Linked DNA regions of Homo sapiens: region 2 is linked to region 1. A link is a loop called in an ENCODE intact Hi-C map of the cell type or tissue named here. Cell type or tissue: PC-9. All regions are shown on one strand. Each heading gives the region's core, and the rest is flanking DNA. Links, peaks and the distances in the headings are about the cores only.

Region 1 (12,940 bases), core at 125-8,124:
GAACCTTAGTTTCTTCATCTATGAAATGGGAATATGAATTACTGCAGCAGCTTTTAGGGCAGATTTGCCATGGCATATACAAGGTAACTACCATAGTGCTCCTTGGGTATTGCCAATATCCTATTATTTCTGTGTAAAATGAAGATACTGATTGTTTTGAGGATTAAATGAAGTAATATATGAAAGCGTCCAGCTCACAGTCTATGCTTAAATGTCCTGCTTGCTTTCAGGGACAGAATCAGCCCTCAGGAGGGGCCCAAAGTGAGAAGGGGAAAGGTGACACTTGAAATGTGAAGATACAGGAAACTAGGTGACTCAAAACTAGAGTTTTGCTTTTTGCAATGTCTTGTAGATGAGTAAACAGGCACAATGACTACGAAAGGCACCATGTCTTTTAGTATCATGAGAAGTGCAACTTTCATTTCTCTGTGGGAGAGGACAGAGGCTTGGGTGTCTTACTGTCCTTCCAAGTACCACTGAGCACATCCAAACCACATGTGAAGTAGAGCACAGTGATGAGTGGGTGGGTGGGTGGGTGTGCTTCTGGCTAAAACTGGACCAAGGCAGGGGGAGAAAATGTTTAGTTGCCCTGCAAAAGTGATACATGCCGTGAGGTAATGCAGTCCTGACTAGGGGGGCAGTGATTATCTTTTCTAGCCAAGCAAAGCCAAGCAACCCCATTTCAGTCCAGGATGTGGGTGCACACACCGCTTCCTTAGAGGTTAAGTGGTGGTGGTTCAGTTCAGCTATCTGCAAACTTACCTTTGCCCTCAAGGAGGCTGTGCCAGCAATTAGCTATGGGTGTTAGTTCTCACACTGCTATGAAGAACTACCTGAGACTGGGTAATTTATAAAGAAAAGAGGTTTAATTGACTCATGGTTTCACAGGCTTTACAGGAAGCATGGCTGGGGAGGCCTCAGGAAACTTAACAGTTGTGGCAGAAGGTGAAGAGGAAGGAGGCACGTCTTACATGGCCGGAGCAGGAGGAAGAGAGCGCAGGGAGAGGTGCTGTACGCTTTTAAACAACCAGATCTCACTATCTGGATAGTGATAGATAAGAACTCACTATCACAAGAACAGCAAAGGGGGCGGCCCCTATGATCCAAACATATGGATCATATGACCTCTTACCAGGTCCCTCCTCCAACGTGGGGGATTACAATTGGGCATGAGATTTGGGTGGGGACACAAATCCAAATCATATCAGGTGTGTTTATTCATTGAACAAATATGCTGGTTTAGAAATACAGTGGTGAACACTGCAGGACCCCTGTTGCCTGCCTCACAGCTGGGGCACACGGGCAAGAAGACTGTCCACTGCTCCGAGAAGGGGGCCCTTGATCTCATTTTTAGCAGCCAGGGAATGTTTCCTGAAGAAAGTGGCCCTTTTAAAAACTGGAACCCAGGGGCTGATGCATCAGTTAGGAGTGTTTTGGCTGCAAGGAATAACTGGCAAAAAGAATTAGAGGAATATTTTACTTCCATAAGTGGAGACAGGTGGTTTCAGGTATTGTTCATGGTGGAATCATTCATTCAGTAATACCTCCAGGGAAACAGGCTCTTACTATGCTTCTCCGTCCTCTGTGGAGGGTTTGGCATCTCATAGTTGCAAGAAGTTTCTAGCACCACATCTTATAACAACTACCAAACAGAAATAAGTCATCCAGGGAGCAAAATTTTTCCCAGAAGATGTCACTGGTTAGAAAATGGGTCACAGGGACCCCTCTTGGTAAGTTTGGCTGGGAGAGCTGCGAAGAACAGACAGGCAATATACCAAGCCTTACTCCTTGGGATTGGGCACCTGTTTCCAATAAAATTAAGTTGGTAAAGATGAAAGAATGCCTGCTGGAAAGGCCGGGTGGGGTGGCTCACGCCTGTAATCCCAGCACTTTGGGAGGTCAAGGCAGGCGGATCACAAGGTCAGGAGATCGAGGCCATCCTGGCTAACACGGTGACACCCTGTCTCTACTAAAAATACAAAAAATTAGCCGGACGTGGTAGCAGGCGCCTGTAGTCCCAGCTACTCGGGAGGCTGAGGCAGGAGAATGGCGTGAACTCGGGATGTGGATCTTGCAGTGAGCCGAGATCGCGCCACTGCACTCCATCCTGGGCGACAATGAAACTCCGTCTCAAAAAAAAAAAAAAAGAATGCCTGCTAGAAACAACAGTGTCTGGCACAGAAGGGGTGGGACTTGAGGGAAAGGTGTTTCAGTCAGAGAGAGTGGCATGTGCAAAGGCCCAGAAGGTAAGAGAATAGCCCATTCATGGGACTGAACAACATTTGTTATGCTTAGAGCACAGACGTGAGGTGAGATGAGATCAGGGAGATCGTAATGGCATATTGAGGAATTTGGGTTTCAGTCAGGACATCGTATTTTCCTAGATGGACCAAAGTCTTCCCACTTACTTTCTGGCACATTTTAGTGACAGACCCACTGGGAAGATCAGCAGTGGTCCCAGCCCATTCTCATAACCCTGCTTGGAGCAATCTCTGTGATGACGTGGCTGGGGAGAGGAGTGTATGCTGGGCATTGACTTGAGGCAGTACAGTCAAGACCGGCCTCCAGGGTGGGGCTGTGGCTATGGCAGTGCCATCCTCTCCCACCCCTTCATCCATGAATAGGTTAAGGGGAGCTCTCTGGGTAGGGAAGGCTTGCTGGAGGAGTGCCAGGGCCCAGAAGAAAATGAAAGGCTGGATGAGCCACTTTTCTTGTTTTCTGTAAATAGTGGAGCAGATAGGCTCCCCAGCTGTGGAGCCAACTGCTGGCAAGAGGACCTTTGTGGGCAGAGGTGAGGTGGAAGGAGCCAGCCAGGTATGGGTAGAAACCCGGCATATGGGCCAGTAACATCAACTCTGAGCCTCAGCATCCTGGTATGTAAAGTGGGAACTGCACCTTTAAAATGAAGTGTAGGCTGGGCGTGGTGGTTCATGCCTGTAATCCGAGCACTTTGAGAGGCCGATGCAGGCAGATCACTAGAGGTCAGGAGTTTGAGACCACCCCGGCCAACATAGTGAAACCCCGTCTCTACTAAAAATAAAAAATTAGCTGGGCACGGTGGTGCAGGCATGGTGGTACGTGCCTGTGTCCCAGCTACTTGGGAAGCTGAGGCAGGAGAATCACGAACCCCGGAGGTGGAGGTTGCAGGCAGTGAGCCAAGATCTTGTGCCACTGCACTCCAGCCTGGGTGACAGAGCGAGACTCCGTCTCAAAAAAAAAAAAAAAAAAATTGTAACCACTGAAAGAAAGCATCAGCTGTTGTTGCCTTCGGCATTCCAGTCACCTGAACGCCCGCAACCCTATGGCTGTGGCTTCTCAGCTGCTTCCTGGAGCAGCCACAGCCAGCTTCACTTTCTGGCCCCTCCCGCTTCCCTGGGGCCCCAGTGGAAGTAGGAAGAAATGTGTGGGAGGTTGTGGATGGGTCTGGGCCTGCTGTAAGGGTGGAACTCAAGGAAACAGGATTTGCCCCTCTAGATTTCCTTCTCCCTCTCCCCAACCTCAACCTAGCACATCTGGATCATCTGCCTCTTGCTGGAGGTTATCAGTGCTTCTCACCATTAGAACTGGGGGCTCGGAGCTCGACAAGGGCCCTGTGGAATGAGTGCAAAAGGGCGTGAAGTCACCCACCTCCTTGAGTTTTCTGCTCTACCACTCATTAGCATTGTGTCTCTGGCAAATCATTTCCCCTCTCTGGACTTTAGCTGCCTCCTCTGGTAAAATGAGGGTAAAAACACCGTCTCCATTCCTGTTTTGCAAATTAGTGAGATTCTGTTCATTATAAAACAAATGGAGGCAAACCTTCCAAATGGAGACAATATGCCTGCATTTGGCATCAGACAGACTGGAGTTTGAATCCTGACTCTACTGTGTGTGGTATCCTGAGGACTGAGGAGGTCAGGGAAGCCAGGTGCCCAGCACAGTGGGGTGCACAGTGGCCGTTCCTCTCTGCCCCACTCCTGCTGGTTGTTCCCTGCTTAAATAAAGGGATGAAAGAGCTGAGGATTGAGGACACCTGGGAAGCTTGTTAAAAAGACATTTCTTTTTTTTTTTTTTTTTTTTTGAGACAGGGTCTTTGTTGCCCAGGCTGCAGTGTGGTGGCACGATGATCATGGCTCACTGCTGCCTCAACCTCCCGGGCTCAAACTATCCTGCCTCACTATGTTGCTCAGGCTGGTCTCGAACTCCGGAGCTCAAGTAGTCCTCCCACCTCAACCTCCTACAGTGCTAGGATTATAGGCATAAGCCACCGCACCTGGCCTACAAGGACATTTTCTGATCTCCCTGAAGATTCTGATTCAGGGTGGGGTATGTGTGTGTGTGGTGGGGAGACAGACAGCTGGATCTTTAACAAGCTCCCAACTTAACCCAGCCAGGGATGGAGCCATCAGGCAGGGACAGCCAGTCCTCCAAGAGGTGGGGGGTGGGTAGAGCTTAGGGTTCTGTCAGTGATGCCATTATCCTAACCACATACCTGTGGCTTAGTGGGGCTGCCATTCCTCTGGTGGGAGATAGGCAAGCATAGCTAGAAACAGCCTCTGAAGGATTGAACCCTCCTCTCCTTGGCTTCCTCTGGAGTCCTTCCAAGCCTGTATTGCTCCATGGGCTGCTACCTTGGAATCGCCTGGGTGCTTGTTAAAATTTTACTCTTCCTGGCCCCATCACCAGCACTGCTATATCAGAATCTTTTTTTTTTTTTTTTTTTGAAATGGGGTCTTGCTCTGTCACCCAGGCTGGAGTGCAGTTGCAATCATGGCTCACTGCAGCCTCAATCTCCTGGGCTTGAACGATCCTCCTACCTCAGTCTCCCAAATAGCTGGGACTGCAGGTGCAAACCACCATACTTAGCTAATTTTTTTTTTCTTGGTAGAGATGGGGTCTGGATTTGTTGCCCAGGCTGGTCTCGAACTCCTGGTCTCAAGTGATCCTCTACGGCAGCCTCCCACAGTGATGAGATTACAGACATACACCACTACGCCTGGCCTAAGCCTTTATTTAATTAATTTATTTTATTTTTTATTTTTTTGAGATGGAGTCTCACTCTTGTCAACCAGGCTGGGGTGCAATGGTGCAATCTCAGCTCACTGCAACCTCGACCTCCTGGGTTCAAGCGATTCTCCTGCCTCAGCCTCCCGAGTAGCTGGGATTACAGGCGCCCACCACCATGCCTGGCTAATTTTTGTATTTTTAGTACAGACGGGGTTTCACCATGTTGACCAGGCTGGTCTTGAACTCCTGACCTTGGGTGATCCACTCACCTCAGCCTCCCAAAGTGCTAGGATTACAGGCGTGAGCCACCCCGCCCGGCTAAACTTTTATTTTTAACAAGTTCTCCAACTGAGTCTGATGTGGGGAAAGGAGTTGACCCCTAAGCCTGGGACACTCAACAGGAGCTTGGGTAAATAAAGTGATTTTCATTTACTGAATTCCTGGTACGTGCCAGTCATCATGCTAAGTGTGAGGTAGGGAGTATGTGTGGCTCTTACAGACTCAGGAAATAGGCTCAGAAAACATTCACTGCAGGGCTCAAGCTGAGGACCAGAGGCGGCGGTTAAGCCCTCATCTGGCAGATTCTTAGAGCTGGCATTTGAGAATGTTCACCTATGCCATGGCCCAGTTTGCTTTCCTCTGTGGCCTGACACCTCTGCTCCCTGCTAAGCCCAATATTTTGGTTGTGGTAGGGGGCGGTGGGGAGAGGTATTAATAGAAATAGAGTAACTTTCAGTGCAGAACGTGCAAAGCTGGAGCACTGGGTGCAGTCCTAGGCTTTTGCCAGAACTCTGAGGTGCAAGGGTTTGTCTTCTCCCTCAGCCTGATGGCTATGGGGACAGGGATGGCTTTGTCTCCCTCTCAGCCGGATATGGCTTCAGAAGGCAGAAACTTCTCTTTCCCAGAGGCTGGGCATTTCTGAAGGCAGGTCTGTCTCCCCTTCTGTTGAGGGCACCTGTGGGCAGGGCTTTGTCACACCCATTGTACTGGCCTCCTGTGGGCAAACTGGCTGTGTGTCCCCTCAGACAGGGTGCCTTCTGAAAGCAGCTTTGGGTCTTTTTCATCAACTTGGGGCTCACTGGATTTGGGGCTGTACCCATTGAATTGAAGCCCGGGCTCCCGAGGACAGGGCTGTGTCCCCATCTCCCCCAGGCTGGGGACTCCTGAGGACAGGGCTGTGTCCCCATCTCCCCCAGGCTTGGGGCTCCTGAGGACAGGGCTGTGTCCCCATCTCCCCCAGGCTGGGGGCTCCTGAGGACAGGGCTAAAACCTTCTCTAGGTCAGGGCTCATCTCCCCCTCAGTCAAAGGACCCAGTTCCTCTCTCCCCTGCCAGCCCAAGCCCAGCCCTTCCTCCCAGAGGGGCGCAGCATCAGAGGGGCCCAGCCCAGTATTGTGGGATGAGCTGGTGTGCCTGGCTGGATGTGGGTATTCCCGGTGACCTTGGTGTTGGGGCCCCGCCCCAGGAGCTGGCTTCCTGGCCTCAGCTGCCCTGCCCACCCAGCAGAGCCCGGGGGCAGGCCTTTCCTAATCCTTCATCCTGCTGCTGCTCATTGGAGGGTAGAGCAGAGTGAGTCACACACCTGTGCCTGGGCCCGTCCTCTGCCTCCTGTGCACTCATTACCTGCTTCCTGAGCTCCCCGAGAAGTCATCCAGGACCTCCCCGAGAAGCCGTCCAGGAAACATGCTCTCAGGGGACCCCCATCTGCCTCAGCCTCTTTGTCACTGCCTGGACCATTGTCCCTGCTGTTTCTCAGGTAAGAGGCTGGTGGCCTGAGGGAAGGGCTAAGTTTCGGCCGCTTTGTCTAGCTGCCCTGCAGAATCCCCAGGGCTGCTCAGATTCTGGAAGGGTCCACAGAGCTAGGTGATGTCTGATTTCCCTCCTGTTGGCACCCCCTCAAGGACACATGGCCCGTCTTTGTTGCCCACAGACACAGCACAATCCTCTCACCCCTCAGGGCCATTCACACACACTCACCAACAGACGCAGCATTCCTCACACACCACACAAAACACATCCTCGTCACCCACAGAATCCCTTCACAACACACAACAGACCCTCATCATCCACAGATACAACCCATGACCCTCCCTATACACATACACGAACGGGCACCAACGGACAATATTGCCTCACATGATGCAGATCCTAACCCAAGGGAAAACATCCTTACAGACACACAACATGCACAACTGCACTGACAGATCCACACCCCAACCCGGAAGACCCTCCACCCACTCACTGCAAACAAACCTACTCCGCAAGGTCTCACAAATATCTTCCCTACACACACACACACACAGACACACAGCAATGCAACCATCTGTACATATCACAGAACTCCCCTTCCCCTAGATGCACCCGCCCTACTGTTCAGTCAGTAGGTCAGTAATCCCATCCCCACTTCTTACCCTCCCGAGCTCATGCACTGGCAGCCAGGCCACACAGTGGAGCAAGAAGGGCAGAGCTGAGCCGGGGGTCCCAGCCGCACTAAAGAGCATGACAGGAGAAGCTAGCACTCCCAGCTGTCTCAGTGCTGCTTCCTATGGCCCTAGGACTTAGAGCACACTGATAATAAAAACACAGGTGGATCACCTGAGGTCGGGAGTTCGAGACCAGCCCGGCCAACATGGTGAAACCATGTTTCTACTAAAAACACAAAAATTAGCCCGGCATGGTGGCGGGTGCCTGTAATCCCAGCTACTTGGGAGGTTGAGGCAGGAGAATCACTTGAACCCGAGAAGCGGAGGTTACGGTGAGCTGAGATCCCACCACTGCACTCCAGCCTGGGCACAGAGCGAGACTCTGTCTTAAAAACAAACAAACAAACAAAAAAAAAACCCAGCATTTACCACATGCCTCCTGGGAGCCAAACACCAAGGCTTTTACAAACATTATCTTTTTTTTTTTTTTTTTTTTGAGACGGAGTTTTGCTCTCATTGCCCAGGCTGGAGTGCAATGGCGTGATCTTGGCTCACTGCGACCTCCACCTCCCAGGTTCAAGTGATTCTCCTGCCTCAGACTTCCAAGTAGCTGGGATTACAGGCATGTGCCATCATGCCCGGCTAATTTTCTATTTTTGTAGAGACGGGGTTTCTCCATGTTGGTCAGGCTGGTCTCGAACTCCTGACCTCAGGTGATCCACCCGCCTCGGTCTCCCAAAGTGCTGGGATTACAGGCATAAGCCACTGCGCCCGGCCACAAGTATTATCTTATGCAGTTGTGTAAAACCTTTATGAAGTAGGTATTATTATCTTCATTTTACAACTATGGAAATAGGCTCAGAGAGGTTAAGAAACTTGCCTAATGTACCACAACTAAGAGGCTGTAATGGAATTTAAACTTAGGTGAGTCTGGTCCCAGAGTCCACCTTTTTTTTTTTAAATGTTTTACTATTTATTTATTGAGACACAATCTCACTCTGTCATCCAGGTTGGAGGGCAGTGGCGGCACGATCTCAGCTCATAGCAGCCTGGAGACCCCAGGCTCAAACGATCCTCCCGCCTCAGTCCCTTCATGAGTAACTGGGACCACAGGCATGCACCACCATGACCAGCTAATTTTTATATTTTTTTGTAGAGACAGGGTTTCATCATGTTGCCTAGGCTGGTTTTGAACTCCTGAACTCAAGCGATCCTCTCGCCTTGGCTTCTCAGAGTGCTGGGATTGCAGCAGGCATGAGCTACCACACCTGGCCTCTTTTTTTTTTAATTAAAAAAAAAAAAGAGAGAGAGTTAACAAATTAGCAAGTTAAAAGTTCAATAGATATAAAAGAGTACATAGAGAAAAGACGCTCTCCTATCCTTGTTCTCCAACCACCCTATCTCCCTCTTGGAGGAAGCCTGAGTTACTCTAGGAGACCTCTCTCTCTCTCTCTCTCTCTCTCTCTCTTTTCTTTTTTCTTTTTGTAGAGATGAGGTTTCGCTATGTTGCTCAGGCTGGTCTCAAACTCCTGAGCTCAAGTGGTCCACCCACCCTGGCCTCCCAAAACGCTTGGACTACAGGCATATACCACTGCGCCCGGCTGGAGACGTTTCTTTTAACCACTGAGTTAGACTCATGACAGTTACATTTCATACCAATGTCATAGCTTTCTAGGTCTATGAAGAGTGCCCAGGCTCTGTGGGCTTTCCCAGGCCCTCCCCTGCCCAGGCAAAGCCAGCGGCCTCATCTAGGGCTTCTTCCAACTTAAGTCCTCTGCTGCCCTAAACCTCTAGGGACCTCCCTGCCTTTGAATTTCCTGGTCTGGATTGTTCTCCCTGTCAGGCCTCCCCCGCGAGGCCTGGCCACATCTCTGAGTCTTCCTCTCAGGATACAGTGCATGCCACGGTGACCTTTCTTACAAGATAGGGAGCGGAGCAGGTCTTGCTTTGCTCCCGAGCTGAAGAGGGAGGGCCAGCAGGACTCAGCCCTGAGCAAGGGAGGGAAAGGGTGAGGGAGAGGAAGAGGAAGAGGAGAAAAGAGAGGAGAATGATAGCGGCCAGGCGTCCTTTACCGGCCTAATCCCATTGTGAGGATGGCAGTGCTTCACAGATGAAGACTCTGAGGCTCAGGGAGGCCCAGGGACTTGTCCAAGGTGACACCGTTGTGAAGTGGCAGAGGTGAGATTGAAACTCCCTAAGTTTGAGGAAGGCTGTGAGAGAGAGGGAGAGAGAGCCCAAGAGAGAAGCTGAGGTTGTGGTGAGGAGGAAGAGAAGATTCAGGGCTGTCCATCCCCAGGAGTCTCCCTGGGAACTTGCTGCCTAAGTTACTTTTGGGCTCTCAGAGACCTCTGGTTTTAGAGCAGTCCCCTTCCTCCCGTGACTCTTTCTCTATTCTGTTATTTTGCACTATTGTCTATCCTTGATATTGTCTATACCACCCCTTCTTAACTACTACGACTTAATGGCAAGCCTGATAGATGATGTGGCATATTCCTGGACTTCTCACTTCCTCATTCTCCAGATTCTCTTTGCCAATCTCAGGCTTATGTATTTATCTTATAGAATACAAGATAAATATAATCTGTAGAATAATATTACAAAACAGTTGTGTATCCACTGCACTGTTAAATATTACAGATGTAATAGAAGCCTCCTGTGTACCCACACTCATTCCACCCCCTCTTTCCCAGAGGTAATCATATCCTGAATTTGTCTTTATATGTGGATGCATGTGTATTGCATTCTCCAGCATAATAATGTGTTAATGTGCTAAGAAATGTTATCTGGCCAGGCATGGTGGCTCACGCCTGTAATCCCAGCACTCTGAGGCCCAGGCAGGCGGATCATCTGAGGTCGGGAGTTTGAGACCAGCGTGACCAACATGGAGAAACCCCGTCTCTACTAAAAATACAAAATTAGCCGGGCGTGGTGGCACATGACCATAATCCTAGCTACTTGGGAGGCCGAGGCAGGAGAATCGCTTGAACCTGGGAGGTGGAGGTTGCAGTGAGCCGAGATTGCACCACTGCACTCCAGCCTGGGCAACGAACAAGAGCAAAACTCCATCTCAAAAAAAATAAATGTTATTTGGCCAGGCATGGTGGCTCATGCCTGTAATCCCAGCACTTTGGGAGACTAAGGCAGGCAGATCACTTGATTCCAGGATTTAGAGAACAGCCTGACCAACATGGTGAAACCCTGTCTCTACAAAATATACAAAAGTTAGCTGGACACAGTGGTGTGCACCTGTAGTCTCTGCTACTCGGGAGGCTGAGGTGGGAGGACGCCTTGAGCCCAGGAGGTGGAGGTTGCAGTGAGCCAAGATCATGCCACTGCACTCCAGCCTGGAGTGCATGAGCTTGTCTCAAAAAGTATAATTTATCCTCTGCAACATGCTTTTTTAGTATCGCATTATGTTTATTTATATTTATTTATTTATTTAAAGACGGAATCTCACTCTGTTGCCCAGGTTGGAGTGCAGGGGCACCATCTCGGCTCACTGCAACCTCCACCTCCTGGGTTCAAGCGATTCTCCTGCCTCAGCCTCATGAGTAGCTGGGACTACAGGCGCGCGCCACCATGCCCGGCTAATTTTTGTATTAAAAAGTAGAGATGGGGTTTTACCATATTGAACAGGCTGGTCTCGAACTCCTGACCTCGTGATCTGCCCGCCTCCGTCTCCCAAAGTGCTGAGATTACAGGCATGAGCAACCATGCCCGGCCGCATTATGTTTATTATCTTTGTTATTATATGCAGCTCTTCTCATTTTAACATATGTACAGGATCGCACTGAAGAATCATACAAATGTCTGTTTCCTTATTTCTGTGTTTAATATTTTTGGTAAATACCTAGGAAGAATGTGCACATTTTCAACTTTATTGTACAACTATTATTTTTTATTATTTTATTTTTCTTTTAATTGGCACAACATCTGGCAAGCATTGATTATGAAATTAACTTCCAAAATAGTAGTGGCAGTTGCACTGTCTTTTGGCAGGGTAATGAGAGTTTCCATCGCTCTGTATCCTCTCCAGTACTTGGAACTGCCAGACTTGAATTTCTTCTATTCAGGTGGGTGGTGATTGTTTTAACTTAGGCTCCTGATTTCCTGAAATGTTGACTATATTTTTATATTTCTCGGTCATTTGGGCTTTTCCTTCTGTGAATTGCCTATTCCTTTATTGACTCATTTTTCTATTGGGTTTTTCTTTTGTTGACTTCTAAAATTTATATTATGCAATGCCTGAAAATTCTTTGTTATATATGTTGCAAATATCTTCTGATTTGTGACTCTTCATCAGTTTTTGGTTTTTGTTTTTTTTTAGATGGAGTTTCACTCTTGTTGCCCAGGCTGGAGTGCAGTGGTGCGATCTCCCGGGTTCCTCCACCTCTAGGATTCAAGGGATTCTCCTGCCTCAGCCTGCTGAATAGCTGGGATTATAGGGGCCTGTCACCCAGCTAATTTTTTGTATTTTTAGTAGAGACGGGGTTTCACCACGTTGGCCGTGCTGGTCTCGAATTCCTGACCTCAGATGATCCTCCTGCCTTGGCCTCCCAAAGTGCTAGGATACAGGCATGAGCCACTGTACCCAGCCTGTTTGTTTTTTGAGACAGAGTCCCCCTCTGTCACCCAGGCTGGCGTGCAGTGGCAAGATCTTGGCTCAGTGCAACCTCTGCCTCTTGGGCTCAAGTGATTCTCATGCCTCAGCCTCCTAAGTAGCTGGGATTACAGGCGTGCACCATCACACCAGGCTAGTTTTTGTATTTTTAGTAGAGACAGCGTCTTGATACGTTGCCCAAGCTGGTCTCGAACTCCTGGGTTCAAGCGATCTGCCAGCTTCATCCTCCCAAAGTGCTGGGGTTACAGGTGTGAGCCACTGCTCCCAGCCATTTTTGTATTTTCAGTAGAGATGAGGTCTTGCTATGTTGCCCAGGCTGGTTTTGAACTGCTGGGCTCAATTGATCCACCTGCCTCAGCCTCCCAAAGTGCTGGGGTTACAGGTGTGAGCCACTGCTCCCGGCCATTTTTGTATTTTCAGTAGAGATGAGGTCTTGCTATGTTGCCCAGGCTGGTTTTGAACCCTGGGCTCAATTGATCGGCCTGCCTCAGCCTCCCAAAGTGCTGGGATTACAGGTGTGAGCCACTGCACCTGGCTTTCATCAGTTTTACAGTGTCTTTTAATGTACAGTTTTCACATTTCTATGGTCAAATTTATCCAGCTTTTCTTTATTATGTGTAATTTCCATGTCTTAATTTAAGAAGTTTTCTTGGCTGGGCATGGTGCCTCACGCCCGTAATCCCAGCTCTTTGGGAGACTGAGGTGGACAGATCGCTTGAGGCCAGGAGTTTGAGAACAGCTTGGGCAACATGGCGAAACCCCACCTTTACAAAAAATACACGGTGCCTCTATTCCTAGCTACTCGGGAGGCTCAAGTGGGAGGATGGCTTGAGCCCAGAGACAGAGGTTGCAGTGAGCCAAGACTGCACCACTTCACTCCAGCTTGGGTGACGAGCGAGACTCTGTCTTAA
Region 2 (16,358 bases), core at 3,799-11,798, 67 kb after region 1:
AAAAAACTTACACAAAGGGAAGAGGGGATTGAAACTGCCTGTGCAAAATTATGACTGAGACAGTGAGAGATCTAACCTCACCGACTCCATCTTGCTTCTAATCTTTAAGCTGTCCTTGTTCCTTCCTGGGCACAGGCTGAACTAACTTTGGGAGGAACTTAGTTTATAGTTTAAAACAAAGACAATAACAGCCCTTTCCCAAAACAAACCTCCTTCTTGCCTGAAGACTAGACTGCCTTTGTAGGACTAACAAATTAGCCACAAGATTAGAAATTATGGTTTACGAGTCATGCAGCTGGAGGCTACAAGATTTTGACCTCCCCTAAACTGTTCCTAAGATCAGTGCTTAAGATATTTTGCAGACCCTGCACTTTATGGATCAGCTGGCACCATCCAGATCTATAAACTGGCTCATCTGATCTGTGGCCCCCCCGCCAGGAACTGACTCAGCCCAAGAGGACAGCTTCACCTTCCCATGATTTCATCACTGACCTGACCAATCAGCACTCTCATCTCACTGGCCTTCCCCAGCTCACCAAATTATCCTTAAAATCTCTGATCCCCACATGCTCGGGGAGACTGATTTGAGTAATAATAAAACTCTGGGCCAGGTGCGGTGGCTCACGCCTATAATCCCAGCACTTTGGGAGGCCAAGGCAGGAGGATCACGAGGTCAGGAGATCGAGATCATCCTGAATCTCAGGCCTGACACTTGCTGGCTATGTGATCCTGGGCATTTGCCTCAGTTTCCTTATATGTAAAATGGGTATAATGTCAATTCCCTTCTCTTCACTCTTCTAAGATGTGGATAATTTAACACTTGGGATGGGTCATTGATTGTTCTTGAATTACAGAGAGCTTGTCTCTCCTTAGGTAACTGCTGATGTCCCTCCCTTATCAGCCCAGTGGGCACAAATGTTGCCCCAGGCTACAGGTTGGCCGGAGAGGGCAGCATTCCAGAAGTAACTTCACATACATTCATGTATTCTGTGGGCACTGGGGAGAGAGAGAGGAGCACTAGAAAGGAAAGAGAAGACGACAGCTCTCCATAGTCAATTTGCTTACACTTGATCTTATGTGTGGCCTGTTAATGGCTCCTAACATTAGGGATGTTTCACAATAAATGACCTTTAACTACAGCAGCAGCCAAAAGAAGCTCAGGAGGGCAAGAGGGGCAATGGGGAAGACCATGGACCTTGGAGTTAGAGCTGGATTTGTCTCCTAGTTCTGACGTCACTAGTTGTTTGGCCTTAGGTAACTGATTGTCTATCTCTGAACCTCAGTTTCCCCAGTTGTAAAAATGAAGATAATGGCAACTACTGCACGAATATGTTAGGAGGCTCTGGGGAGGTAATAGACTCAAACTCCTGGCCTCAAATGATCCTCCTGCCTCAGCCTCCTGGGTAGCTGAGATTTACAGGCACAAACCACCGCCCAACTTGGGAAGGTAATGGAGAGGAAATCATTTTATAATCTGTTAAGAATTATTATACATACTGTTGAACATGAGCAATTAGCTGCAGCAAGAAGGCGTGTTGCCTAATATCTATTGTCTCCCTGTTCCTAAGTAGAAGAACCCTGTTTTTAATCTAGGTGCTGGCAATGCACCTAGCCGAAAGATTACATTCCTTATAGCTAGGTGTAGCCCTGTGACTAAGTTATGGTCAATGAGCTGTAAGTTGTAGGGGAGGAAAAAGAACTTCCTCTTTTACCCTTCATAGTTCTTAACTAGGACACAACCTGGTAACAGAAGACGAGAAAAATAAACAGAAGTCTATTAACATGCATACCTCATGTTCACAAGAGAGCTACCCAGGGGTTGAGTAAGTCGCAAAGAGGTGGCTTTGAATTCAGGCTTATGGAGAATTTTCAACAAAGAACAGTAAAGTTTTGGAAAAGTGACAAGGCAAAGGAAAAGGACTTTTTTTTTTTGAGACGGAGTTTCGCTCTTGTTGACCAGGCTGGAGTGCAGTGGCGCAATCCTGGTTCACTGCAACCTACGCCTCCCGAGTTCAAGTGATTCTCCTGCCTCAGCTTCCCGAGTAGCTGGGATTACAGGCACCCACAACCACGCCTGGCTAATTTTTTGTATTTCTAGTAGAGACGAGGTTTCACCATGTTGGCCAGGCTGCTCTCGAACTCCTGACCTCAGGTGATCCACCTACCTCGGCCTCCCAAAGTGCTGGGATTACAGGTGTGAGCCACCGTGCCTGGCCAGAAAAGGACTTTTGAGTCCCCTGGGGAAGCAAATTTGGGGAAGGCAAATAAATAGTAGGTAAAGGCTAGTTAGTAAAGTTTGTCACATAGATTCCTTTGGTGTCTTCTTCCAGCAAATGAGGGTCTAAAGTTGTCTTCAGAGATCAACCTCTGTTTCTCGTGGTTGGGAGGGGAGGAAGGACACCTTTGCCTTTGTAAACTTATGTCTTGCTTTTAGGCTAATGGGGGAGGGTAGAGACCTTTTGTTGTATCTGCTTCTTCTCAATTGCCTTCAGCTCAGAATAGTCCTTATGCAAAAGAGGCATATTTGGAGGTGGGGAGGTAGAATATTCTGGTCTCCTAAAAGTGAAAGAGTTGATAGGTCATCTGGAAATAGTGCTTCAAAGAAGCTTACTCAGCTATAATCCCCTTCTGCTCTTCCCTCCTTTTTTTTTCCTTGCCTGGAATTTGGTGCTCCTGCAGCCATCTTATGCCTTGAAGTGACTTTGAAGGTGAAAGCTATGGGCCACAATAGTAGAACAGTGATAGAAGGAACCTGGGCCCATGATAATGGCGGGGTACAATTCCTGGACAAGGATCAGCTGCTAAGTATAATAGCAGGCCTGGGACTTGAATTAGGGTCTACATGGTGGAGTAGCAGTTAGGATACTTGGTTGCAAGCAACAGACATCGCCTCTGCCTATTTTTAGCAAAATAGAATTTATTGGAAGGATGTGGGTGGGGCTCAAATAAGTTGTAGGTAGCTGGAGAAGCAAGCTTGGGGATACACAGGAACCAAAGGAGAGTTGGAAGGCCTAGGATCAGGTTGCAGGCACATTTTCACCTGAGTGCTGCCACTACCACCATGATGAATGATTTCCAACAAGATCTCCTATCCTGCCCGCACTGTTTCAAAATTCAGATTCTCAGGAGAGGGTGTCTGATGGAATCAACTCTGGCCCTGTCCTCCATGGATTATTTAATGAAATGGGTCATCTGGAGTTACTTTTCAATCAAGGCTACAAAGGAAATTAACACATTATTGGGATAGAGGAGGTTATTTCAGTTATCTATTTCCACAACAGTGATAAATAGCAAATAATCACATGCTTCGGAAGCATTTAAACATTCATCGTTCATCACAGATCACTCATACATCTGGTGATCAGCTAGACAGCTCTGCTGTTCTGCTTTGGACATGCTACACATCTGGAGGTTGGCTGGCTGTTGATTGATTTAGTCTGACCTTGGCTGGGAAGACTAGGGCATCTGGGTCTGTTCCTTCAGTAGGAAAGTCTGGCATGTTCTCATGGGTGATGGCAGGGGTGTGAGAAGGGTTGTATGGCAGACACACCTGACAGTCATAATATAAGCATACCCTATGAATTACCCTATGATCCAAGAGGGATCTGGGAGTGGCCAAGCCAGAGATTCACTCCTTATCTATGAAGGACATTGAAACCCCTGGCCCATCCCTTGGAACACAGACTGTGCGGGGGATGGAGGCCCTTTGTTTTGGGTTAAATGGAGGTTGCTAGTTTAACTGCCCAGTGGTTTCTTCTTGCCCACTGCCCAGATAGAGCTGATTTATCGAGATAGGGGAATTGCAATAGAGGAAGAGTCTCACACATGTAGAACTGGCTAAACAGGACACCAGCGTTTTATCATTACTCAAAGCAGTATCCTTGAAAAATTGGAGGCTAAGGTTTTTCAAAGATAACCTTTGGCAGGGAGGTGGGTGGCTAGGGAATGGGTGCTGCTGATTGGCTGGGATGCAATTATAGAGGTGTGGAAAATGGTCCTAGCATGCTGAGTCTGCTTATGGGTGGGGGCCAAAATCCAGTCGGTGGGTCCAGTGGGGCCATCGGGTCATCAGGAATGCAAAAGCCGGCTGGGTGCAGTGGCTCATGCCTGTAATCCCAGCACTTTGGGAGGTCAAGGTGGGAGGATAGCTTGGGTTCAGAAGTTCAAGACATACCTGGGCAACATAGTGAGACCCTATCTTTACTAAAAATAAAAAAAAATTAGCGGAGTGTGGTGGTGCATGCCTATAGTCCCAGCTGGGGAGGCTAAGGCAGAAGGATCCTTTGAGCCCAGGAGGTTGAGGCTATTGTGAACTATGATCATGCCACTGCACTCCAGCCTGGATAACAGAGCAAGACCCTGTTTCAACAACAACAACAAAAAAAAAAAAAAAAAAAGAGAGAGAGAGAGAGAGAAAAGAAATGCAAAGGCCTGAAAAGACAACTCAAAGCCAATCTTAGGTTCTACAATAATGATGTTATCTGCAGGAGTAATTGAGGAAGTTGCAAATCTTGTGACCTCTGGAGTAATGGCTGGTAATCATTTATGCCTACATCTTAGCCGAATTCAGGCTTCTCTTATCCTCCTAACCTGGTGGTCTTTCATTAGTTTTACCAAGGTGATTTCGTTTGGGAGAAGGGCTATTATCATTTAAGCTATAAACTAAATTTCTCCCAAAGTTAGCTTGGCCCAAGTCCAGGAATGACCAAGGGCAGATTGGAGGTTAAAGGCAAGATAGGGAGGTTGGTTAGATCAGATCGCTTTCACTGTTATAATTTTTGCAAAGACGGTTTCACTAGGTGGAGGCTGCTAAGTAAAAACGCTATATGAACTGCATGCCTTTTTTTTTTTTTTTTGAAACAGGGTCTTGCTTGCTCTATCGCCCAGACTGGAGTGCAGTGGTGCGATGGCAGCTCACTGCAGTCTTGACCTCCCAGGCTCAAACAATCCTCCTGAGACAAGAATAATACACGGTGGTCACAGGAGAATAGAAAACTCCAGGCAGCAGTTTCACATGACTAGCAAAATGAAACCGTTGAAATAGCTGCAGAAGCTAGGGGATAAGACCCTGAAAAACCAGGGTGTGGGCCAAGCTGGCTGAGACCAACTGGACCCAACGTGAAACTGGATTTGACCTAGGTTTCTCCCAGGACCTCATTATATGCTTATTAACATACAAATTACACACCCACCAGCGCTGTGACAGTTCTGAGAACACCCATATTAGGTGTAAAAATGAGTGGCACCACAGTTCCAAGAAATCTTCACCTTTTTCCAGGAATCTTAATGAATATTCAACCTCTTGGTTAAAGAAACCCATAAAGGTAGAAACCTCAAACTCTACTGTGTGGCACTTTCTCTTGAGTCCACCCTTACTCCCCTCTCCTGGGTGTGTACTTTTCACTTTACAATAAATCGCCCTACTTTCACTGTTTTTTTAAGATAGGGTCTCCCTCTGTTGCCCAGGCTGGAGGGCAGTGGGGTTATCTTGGCTCACTGCAATTTCCACCTTCTGTGTTCAAGCAATTCTCCCACCTCAGCCTCCTGAGTAGCTGGGACCATAGGTGTGCACTACCACACCCAACTAATTTTTGTATTTTTAGTAGAGACAGGGTTTCACCATCTGGCCCAGGCTGGTCTTGAACTCCTGGCCTCGAGTGATCCGCCTGCCTCAGCCTCCCAAAGTGCTGGGATTACAGGCATGAGCCACCACGTCCAGCCTACTTTCACTGTTTTTTGATTCATCCTTTAATTCCTTCTTGTGATGGGGTCAAGAACCTGGACACTGGCCGGGGTTGAGGTCCCACTGACATTTGGGGACCTCCCTTAGCCCACGGGTATCACCCCTGGCTAAGCCTCCCAAGTATCTAGGATTACAGGTATGCACCACCATGCTCAGCCAATTTTTTTTTTTTTTTTTTTTTTTTTTGAGACGGAGTCTCGCTCTGTCACCCAGGCTGGAGTGCAGTGGCGTGATTTCGGCTCACTGCAACCTCTGCCTCCCGGGTTCACGCCATTCTCCTGCCTCAGCCTCCCGAGTAGCTAGGACTACAGGCGCCCACCACCACGCCCGGCTAATTTTTGGTATTTTTAGTAGAGTCAGGGTTTCACCGTGTTAGCCAGGATGGTCTCGATCTGACTTCATGATCCGCCTGCCTCGGCCTCCCGAAGTGCTGGGATTACAGGCATGAGCCACCACGCAGGGCTCAGCTAATTTTTTTTTAAACTTTATTATATGTAGAGACTGGGTCTCATTTTGTTTCTCAGGTTGATCTTGAACTCCTGCGCTGAAATGATTCTCCCACCTCAGCCTTCTAAAGTGTTGGGATTACAGGCACGAGCCACTGCAAGTCACATGACTAAGCCCAGAATCAGAGCACCGCGAAGTTTTGTGACAAAGGGTGTGGATACAGAGAAAGGTGAAGAATCGGTGCCACTTGTGCAATCTACAAGGGAATAGTTCATGCCAATAAAAGGAGCCAATGTCTACAACAGACATCAAAACCCAAGTTCTCTCCATGTTTCACACCACCTGGGACCCAGCTGAAGGAGCAGTTCTTGAGGAGAGGCCTCTGTCCTCACTCAAGGGATTCAGTAGAATGTCAGCTCCACGAGAGCTGGCGCCTTCATTCTCTGTTGTCGTTTTTTGTTTTTTACCTTGCCTTTATTTCAGACAAGATTTTATCTGTTTATGTAACCTCAGTGCCTAGAACAGTGCCTGATACATAACAGGTGCTTAAAGAACACTGGTTAAATGAAAATTAACTTGTGAACTTACCTTAGGCATCTAACCAAGGTATCTCCCTTTTTGTGGGGAGGCTGGGTGGTATGGAGAAAAGGACCTAGATTTGGAGGAAAAAAACAAAATGAGTTAGAATCTGGGCTTCATTAACTCTGGGTGATCTTGAGCAAATTGTTCAACTCCCTGAGCCTCAGTTTCCTACAGTGGAAACCTTTTGCGGTGACTTTTCAGTGCATCCTCCCCATCTTTCTGGTAATCGTCCCTGCCGTTGTCACATGATTGATACGATGGGGCTTCTATAACTATGTGAATCTGTGTCCCTCAACCCTGCCCGACTGATTGGATTAGGGGTATGGATGGATCTGACTCGCACTGGCCCATCAGAGTCCCTTTCCTGGGAATCTGGAATTCCAGGTTCAGTCTTAAATAGGGGAGATAGGAACTCAGGAGCTGCCTATGACCATTTTCTGCCACAGAGTGCTGATATGCAGCAAGAGAGAAGGATAAAACCCCCATTCCAGGTTATTCCTTAGGCATAACTAGGTAATCACTAGATGACCAGCTAGGCATAGCTAGGTAATCACTGGTGAAATGGTTATGGGCACAGTCTCTGGCGCCAGACTACCTTGGTTCAGATTCTGGCCTTGCCACTTAGTAGCTGTGTGACCCTGGGTGAGTCATTGAACTTCTCTGTGACCTGGTTCTCATCTGTAAAATGGGAGTGACATTATCATCTACTGCATGGGGTTGCCCTAAGGATTAAGTAAAAGGCATAGAATAATACCTGACACACAGTGAGTACTAAGTAAACATTATCTTTTGTGTGTGTGTGTGTGTGTGTGTGTGTGTGTGTGTGAGATGGAGTCTGGCTCTGTCACCTAGGCTGGAGTGCAGTGGCACAATCTTGGCTCACTGCAACCTCTGCCTCTCGGGTTCAAGCGATTCTCCTGCCTCAGCCTCCCGAGTAGCTGGGATTACAGGCATGTGCTACCACGCCTGGCTAATTTTTGCATTTTTAGTAGAGACAGGGTTTTGCCATGTTGGCCAGGCTGGTCTTGAGCTCCTGACCTCAGGTGATCTGCCCGCCTTGGCCTCCCAAAGTTCTGGGATTACAGGTGTGAGCCAACGCGGCCAGCCAGTACTGGGTATTTTCATACTTCCCATTCTTCTTGCCCTCTGTTCCCCAGAATCTGGTCATCTTCATCCACCTTGGCTGGGCTGGGGCTGACTATGGGAGATGGTGCCTCTGGGGTGGAGGCACTGTCTTTCCAAGGTGAGTCTGATCTGTTTGACAAGGTTCTTAGAACCACACACCTTGACACCTCATTCTGCACTCAGGAGAGTGAATCATCCATCTTGAGTGCCTTTCCCCAGGAAGATTTCACCCCTGGATGCACTCTAGGTTTTCTCGTTGCTGGGAACATGACTCAGGGCACAGTGGCCCTTGTGGGTGGAACAGAAGCTTGAGCCCAGTTTTCCTCATTTGTATCCTGCTGTGCAATCCCTTCCCTGGTCCCCTTGTGATCTACACAGGAAGGAAGGAAAGGTGTGCTATGGGCTTAAGGGAACAGAGGGCAAGAGTCTTGGAGATGTGAATGGAGCCTCTTGTTTCATGTGCTAACATCCCAGGGCAGAGAACAAGTCCGTGATGAGGAGTTTTCTTCCCCTGAGTCTGCTTCCTCAGCCTTCCCAGCCCCTTCCTTCGAGGTCTCTCCTGTCAGCCCACCCAGTTTACATCCTGGACCAAGCCCAGCAAGGGCGTGGGTGTGGTTAGGTGGGGTGGGAGATTCCAGGACCATTTTTATTTTTTGTTTTTTTGAGATGGAGTCTCACTCTGTCGCCCAGGCTGGAGTGCAGTGGCGCGATCTCAGCTCACTGCAACCTCCGCCTCCCGGGTTCAAGTGATTCTTCTGCCTCAGCCTCCTGAGTCAGCCTCCTGAGTAGCTGGGATTACAGGCACACACCACCACACCCAGCTAATTTTTTTTGTATTTTTAGTAGAGACGGGGTTTCACCATGTTGGTCAGGCTGGTCTTGAACTCCTGACCTCGTGATCTGCCTGCCTTGGCCTCCCAAAGTGCTGGGATTACAGATGTGGGCCACCGCGCCCGGCCCCAGGACCAGTTTTGCCTCCTGTATCCATTTGCTTCTGGTCTGGTGGACAGGAGGGTGATCCCTAGAAAGGGGCAAGATATTGTCATGGTCTGTGATCTTGCCCCTTTTCTCCTGTGGGGAAAGCCGTTGTGGACACAGAAAAGGCCATGGAGTGGGGAGGGAGAGCATCAGGAAGAATAGCTAATGGAGGGGGGGCTTCATACCTAGGTGATGGCTTGATCTATGCAGCAAACCACCATGGCACATGTTTACCTGTGTAACAAACCTGCACATCCTGCACATGTACCCCAGAACTTAAAGTTGAATTACAAAAAAAAAAAAAAAAAAAGGAAAAGGCCATGGAGTATTGGAGGGTACTTCTGGAAACCCACAAATCACAATGCTGCCGTCTTCTTCTTCTCCCATGCTGCTATGGTCCTTGACTGAGATTCTGCCTCAATTTTTCTATTTAGTTCTCCAGTTGTGACTGAACATAGCCTCAGACTTTGCATATTACCTGCCTCTTAGCTGCCTCGGTTAAAGACCTGCTAAGGCTATACCATGTTCCCACTCCTCCTTGGATCCCAAACCTAGGGCTGTCTGATTTCCCAGAAAGTGCCTCTGGAGATAGGTCAGTGTCCTCTAGGCTCAGCGGTCAAACATCCTCCCCATCTCCACCAGCCCAACATTCCCCATGCCTGAATTGACTTCAGTTACTATATTTTGAGTCTTTCTTAAAGAGACAGCCTGAGGAAGGAGCATGGACTCTAGAATCAGACATGCTGGGCTAGAATTCTGGGACAGTGATCACTTGTTGTCTGACTGAGTTGACCACTTCCCCTTTCTTAGTATCAGTTTCCACACTTGTCAAAGAGTCTATTGATCTCCTATCTTGAAGATGAGAGGCTTTAATGAGACAACCAATCTACAGTAACTAGCACATTGTAGAGGCTTGAGAAGTGGCCATCCATGCCCCTTCTCCATACACTACTGTAGAAGGAAGAAGAATTCTGTATCTTCATTGTTCCTCAATGATTTAAACCCTCCCTTGCCCTACAGCTGTTGAGCCATGGGAAAATTACTTTATTCCTTGTAGTCCCAGTTTCCCCATTCAGAATACAAGGAGTAAAATAGCATATCCCTCCTAGAATTGTTTTGAGGATTAAATGAGATTATTTGTGTTGAGTGTATAACATAGAACCTGCTACAAAGTAAGTGCTCAAAACACGTGACATGCAAGTCATTTCCAGGTTTTTGCTACTTTGTTTCCCCTTTATTATAATTTAGTTATAATAAAGTTCTGGGAAAGGAATTACCACCCGGTGAAATATATTGCCAAAGTTCTTTTTGAAGGGTTGTGACAGTTACACCACCACCAGCAAATTATGTAAATACTAGTTTTGTCATATCCTTGCCAGCACTGACTGTTATAATTATTTTTAGTTTTTACTAATATATAAGGTGCCTCATAGCTGACTTACTTTTTGTCCCTTTAATAGCAAAGGTGGACAGGTTGTGCTGGTCAGCAAAAGTTTATTGGAACTGGGGAGGAATAATTTTCTTTGAAGAGGGAACTTAGGAAGAGAAAAACACACACAAACTTTGTAAATATCTTGAAAATTGAGGATGTTGCTCTTCCTGTCAACTGCTGCTACTTCTCTTTTCTGAGATATACAGTTCTATATATTTTGTTCAGTTCCCTTAGCTTTGACACTTGTAGATCTGGAATGTGGAAGTGCCCCAGAATGATCATGATTTAACGTTTGAGATAAACTTTTGATGAAATTTCAGATCAATTCCTACGTCCTTTGGAAGATACGTTTTATCATGACTTTATAATTCAGAAGAGAAACTTTAATTTCTGTAGAAAATTATAAAAGATGGTGAGACTAAGTTTCTCTCTATATATAAAATGAGAGGATTGGAAGATTGAGATGAAGTCATCTCCTAAGGGACCTACATTTAAAAGCAATCAGCTTCATGGACCTGAAAGGACCTTCAAGGGCTTGACTGGCAAAACATGTCTTGGAAAGAGGATGAATTCACCCAAGACCAAGAGAGGCTGAGGAAAGGAGGTGTGAAACTCGTCTCCGGGGTAGGCAGAATAATGTGGAGGAAGGAGGGGGAAATATTCAATGTCACCTTCCCAGGTTTAAATCCCAGGTCAGCTACTTCTTGGTTGTGGAAACTTGAGCAAAACAATGCCTTGACCACTCTGAGCCTCAGTGTTCCAATCTGCAAATGGGGTAATACCACTTGCCTTGCATGACCTTGAGAAGATTCAATGAGCTATAGTACATAAGGTAGCTATTGCAGTGCCTTCCATGGAAAAGTGCTAAATAAGAATGATTGCTAACATTTATTAATAAGCCAGACACGACTCTAAATGCTTTACATCTATTAACTCTATGAGGTTAGGAATATTAATAATCCCATTTTAAAACCAGAAAGGCCAGGTGCAGTGGCTCACACCTGTAATCCTGGCACTTTGGGAGGCTGAGGAGGGTGGATCATGAGGTCAGGAGTTCAAGACCAGCCTGGCCAAGATGGTGAAAACCCGTCTCTACTAAAAATACAAAAAATTAGCCAGGTGTGGTAGCGGGCGCCTGTAATCCCAGCTACTTGGGAGGCTGAGGCAGAGAATTGCTTGAACCTGGGAGGCGGAGGTTGCAGTGAGCCGAGATCACACGATTGCACTCCAGCCTGGGTGACAGAGCAAGACTCCGTCTCCAAAAAAAAAAAAAAAAAAAAGACTAGAAAACTGGGGCATAGAGAGACTTAAGTCGCTTGCTTCTGGTTACATAGTTAGTAAGTGGCAGGGTGGGGATTCTGAACCCCTATACTATTCTGCCCATACTCTGAGGACAGTTCTAGACAAGAGGGTGTGGCTGGCTTAGGGAGGATTCAGTATGCCATCAACCCTAGGAAGCCCACTGATGGAAAGGAATGGTGGAAAATGATCTGCCAGGAAAAAAAAATGCTGATAATGGGCTCGAGTACAGAACCAGGTGGTACTATACGATTCTCAATGTCTTGCTTGTTCATCCCAGGAATCTGGTTGATGGCAGGGAGTTAAGAATCCAAGAGACGGGAACTGGAGCCAGAGTAGACCAGAAGCCAGAGATTCATTGCCCTCCATCCTCAACTACATGCTGAAATACTAGAGGGACTCTTGTTTCTCACTCTCCAAGGGCTGTGAGTTCAAGCTAATTGTATTTAACTTCACAAGAATTAGTCTTTTTTTCCATCTTAGCAACTCCTTGCTTTTTTCCTTCATTAGATTATCACTTGCATTGCTTCGCGTTTTTCTTCTTTGGCATTTTTACTTGTTACTGTCTGTCTTTCTTACTAAAATATAAACTCCATGGAGGCGGGGAACATATCTGTCTCTGTCATTGTTGTATCCCTAGCTTCTGACAGATGCTAGGTGTTTAAGAAATATTAGGCCGGGAGCAGTGGTTCATGCCTGTAATTCCAGCACTTTGGGAGGCCGAGGTGGATGGATCACCTGAAGTCAGGAATTTGAGACCAGCCTGGCCAACATGGTGAAACCCTGTCTCTACTAAAAATACAAAAATTAGCTGGGCGTGGTGGCGGGCACTTGTAATCCCAGCTACTCGGGAGGCTGAGGCAGGAGAATCACTTGAACCTGGGAGGCAGAGGTTGCAGTGAGCCGAGATCGTGCCATTGCACTCCAGCCTAGGCGACAAGAGCGAAACTCCGTCTCAAAAAAAAAAAAAAAAAATACATACATACATACATACATATTAATGGAGGCCAGGTGTAGTGACTCATGCCTGTAATCCCAGCACTTTGCTGTAATCCCAGCACTTTGCTGTAATCCCAGTGCTTTGGGAGGCCGAGGTGGGTGGATCCCTTGAGGTCAGGATTATAGGCCTGAGCCACCACACCCGCCGAGTATTGGCTATATATTTTAGCACCTCTTTTTTTTTTTTTTTTTTTTTTTTTTGTGATGGAGTTTTCTTCTTATAGCCCAGGCTGGAGTGCAATGGCAGGATCTTGGCTCACTGGGTTCAAGAGATTCTCCTGCTTCAGCCTCCTGAGTAGCTGGGATTACAGGCGTGCACCACCACACCTGGCTAATTTTTGTATTTTTAGAAGAGACGAGGTTTTGCCATGTTGGCCATGCTGGTCTCGAACTCCTGACCTCAGGTGATCCACCCACCTCAGCCCCCCAAAGCACTGGGATTACAGGCATGAGCCACCGTGCCCAGCTGGCACCTCTTACTATGATCTCTACCTCTTATCTAATGTTGTAGGTACAACTGGAGGTGACATATGATTTAAGCATTTTTCCCACATCATAAAATAAATCTTGGACTGCTGGCCGGGCGCGGTGGCTCACGCCTGTAATCCCAGCACTTTGGGAGGCCGAGACGGGCGGATCACGAGGTCAGGAGATCGAGACCATCCTGGCTAACATGGTGAAACCCCGTCTCTACTAAAAATACAAAAAATTAGCCAGGCATGGTGGCGGGCGCCTGTAGTCCCAGCTACTCGGGAGGCTGAGGCAGAAGAACCGCTTGAACCCGGGAGGCGGAGGTTGCAGGGAGCCGAGATCACGCCACTGCACTCCAGCGTGGGGGACAGAGCGAGACTCCATCTCAAAAAAAAAAAAACAAACAAAATCTTGGACTGCTTCCTTTGAAAATTCTCCTGAAGAAATGTTACCCACAGGAGGTTTGTTAATTCCTGTGTGTATTACTCACAACAGAAAACACTTTGCTTAACACAGGGAGCATGAAACCAGGTCATGTCATGGGGAGTGGTGAATTAGATCAGTCTGGAGAGCCAAGGTGCCTAGTCAGGATGGTTTGGTTGCAAATAGCAGAATCCTTCCCATACGCTAGCCTAAGCAGAATGGACATTTAGAGGGAGGAAAAAGGGGGAAATTTGGATGAACACGGGGGCAGGAAGTAGACAGGTCTGATGAGGAACTAAAACCAGGAAATGGAACCTTCCAAATAAATCCAGACTCCTGCTCCTCCTCACCACCCCCTCCACTGCTGCTCCTGTTGTAGCCATCATTCTCTCTCGCCTGGACTATTGCAACATTCTCTCCACTTCTCCCCTTACCTCCTACACAATCCATTCTTAGCACAGCGGCTAGAGTGATCTTTTAATAATGTAATAAGATTGTGTTGTTGAGCCAGGCACAGTGACTTGTGCCTGTTACCCCAGCTGCTCCAGAGGCTGAGGCGAGAGGATTGCTTGCGCCAAGGAGTTCCAGGTTGCAGTGAGTTGTTTTTGTTTTTGTTTTTGTTTTTTTGAGACAGAGTCTCACTCTGTCGCCCAGGCTGGAGTGCAGTGGTGTGATCTCGGCTTACTGCAAGCTCTGCCTCCCGGATTCACGCCAGTCTCCTGCCTCAGCCTCTTGAGTAGCTGGGACTACAGGTGCCTGCCACCATGCCCGGCTAATTTTTTGTATTTTTAGTAGAGACAGGGTTTCACCGTGTTAGCCAGGATGGTCTGGATCTCCTGACCTTATGATCTGCCCGCCTCAGCCTCCCAAAGTGCTGGGATTAGAGGCGTGAGCCACCGCACCTGGCTGCAGTGAGCTTTGATCATGGGACTACACTCCAGCCCAGAGTGAGACCCTGTCTTGAAAAAATCATAGATTGTAAGCCTGGGCAACACAGTGAGACCCCATCTCCATAAAAAAGAAAAAATTGGTGGGCCACAGTGGCACATGCCTCTGGTCCCAGCTACTTGGGAGGCTGAGGTGGAAGGATCACTTGAGCCCAGGAGAATGAGGTTGCAGTGAGCCTTGATCACACCACAGCACTCTAGCTTGGGTGGAAGAGCCAGAACCTGTCTCCAAAAAATAAAAATAAATAAATAAAAAATATCGTGTTGTTTCTCTGTACAAAGCCTTTTGGTAGTTTCCATGGTGGGGCGTGGTGGATCACGCCTGTAATCTCAGCACTTTGGGAGGCCGAGGCGGGCAGGTCACTTGAGGCCAGGAGTTCGAGACCAGCCTGACCAACATGGAGAAACCCCATCTCTACTAAAAATGCAAAAATTAGCCAGGTGTGATGGTACATGCTTGTAATCCCAGCTATTCGGGAGGCTGAGATGGGAGGATCACTTGAGCCCAAGATGTGAAGACTGCAGTGAGCTGTGATTGTGCTACTGCATTCCAGCCTGGGTGACAGAGTGAGACCTTGTCTCAAAACAAAATGAAACAAAACAAAAAAACCTTTCAGTAGTTTCCAGTTTCCTATTATGCCTAAAATAACATCCAAATTCCTTACCAAGCCCCATGGTTATTTGGCTCTTGCCCAATCACTACTGTCCCTGACTCTTACTCCAGCCATGAGGCTTTCTTTTTGTTGCTTGAATGAATACACAGTCATCCCTCGATATCCACCAGGGATTGATTCTAGCGCCTCCATGATTCCAAAATATGTGGATGCTGAAATATCTTATGTAAAATAGTGCAATATTTGCATATAACCGACACACATCCTTCTGTATACAGGCATACTTTGTTTTATTGTGTTTTACTTTATTGCGCTTTGTAGAGTTTGTTTGTTTAACATAGGGTCTCCCTCTGTCACCCAGGCAGGAGTGCAGTGGTGCAAACACAGCTCACTGCAGCCTTCACCTCCTGGGCTCAAGTGATTCTCCCAGCTCAGCCTCCCCATTAGGTGGGACTACAGGCGCATGCCACTACGCCTGGCTAATTTTTTTTATTTTTTGTAGAGACAAGAGTCTCGCTTTGTTGCCTAGACTTTTCTTGAACTCCTGGCCTGAAGCAATCCTCCTGCCTCAGCCTCCCAAAGTGCTGGGATTACAGGCATGAGCCATCGTGCTCAGCCTGTAGATTTTTTTTTTTTTTAACAAATCGAGGCCGGGATCGGTGGCTCACGCCTGTAATCCCAGCACTTTGGGAGGCCGAGACGGGTGGAGCACGAGGTCAGGAGATTGAAACCATCCTGGCTAACACGGTGAAACCCCGTCTCTACTAAAACTACAAAAAATTAGCCGGGCGTGGTGGCGGGCGCCTGTAGTCCCAGTTACTTGGGAGGCTGAGGCAGGAGAATGGCGGGAACCCGGGAGGCGGAGCTGGCAGTGAGCCGAGATTGCGCCACTGCACTCCAGCCTGGGCGACTGAGCGCGACTCCGTCTCAAAAAAACCAAAAAAAACCCTAGGCAGCTGCCGCCCCCTGGGGTCCGCCCGTGTTGCTCTGGGACCCGAAGGAGCCGTTGGGGGGTCTGGGCGGAGGCCTGCTCGTGTGGAAGTCGTGGTCGCCTCCACTCTCCGTCCTCCCGTCCGTCCTCGCTGCCGGCCGCCATCATGCTGGCACTCATCTCCCGCCTGCTGGACTGGTTCCGTTCGCTCTTCTGGAAGGAGGAGATGGAGCTGATGCTCGTGGGGCTGCAGTACTCGGGCAAGACCACCTTTGTCAATGTCATCGCGTCAGGTCAATTCAGTGAAGATATGATACCCACAGTGGGCTTCAACATGAGGGAAGTAACAAGGTAACGTCACAATAAA

What was found. Hi-C counts contacts between places; a loop is a spot of excess contacts. Peaks named below come from ENCODE experiments on the same cell type or tissue, not always from the same donor. Only the 100,000 strongest peaks of a DNase experiment are listed, where the experiment ranks them.
Region 2: it touches region 1 in a loop (9-fold over the local background); 4 of 110 quality-filtered maps call a loop at or near these places.

What each region holds. Positions count from the first base shown.
Region 1 is chr1:28,187,523-28,200,462 of GRCh38, reverse strand. It overlaps DNAJC8 (DnaJ heat shock protein family (Hsp40) member C8), which reads left to right. Exons shown (of 9, transcript NM_014280.3): 9 at 1-185. It also overlaps a transcript of PTAFR not described here. Among named protein-coding and RNA genes, the nearest start is that of PTAFR, 17 kb to the right of the region's middle. RefSeq lists a silencer at 469-798 and an enhancer at 3,122-3,171. In PC-9, for the core only: no CTCF peak of the experiment used is centred there; DNase peaks (open chromatin) are centred at 3,292 and 6,522; H3K4me3 peaks cover 864 bases; H3K27ac peaks cover 440 bases.
Region 2 is chr1:28,121,121-28,137,478 of GRCh38, reverse strand. It overlaps the pseudogene ARL8BP2. Among named protein-coding and RNA genes, the nearest start is that of EYA3, 41 kb to the right of the region's middle. RefSeq lists an enhancer at 2,532-2,581. In PC-9, for the core only: no CTCF peak of the experiment used is centred there; a DNase peak (open chromatin) is centred at 8,108; H3K27ac peaks cover 1,953 bases.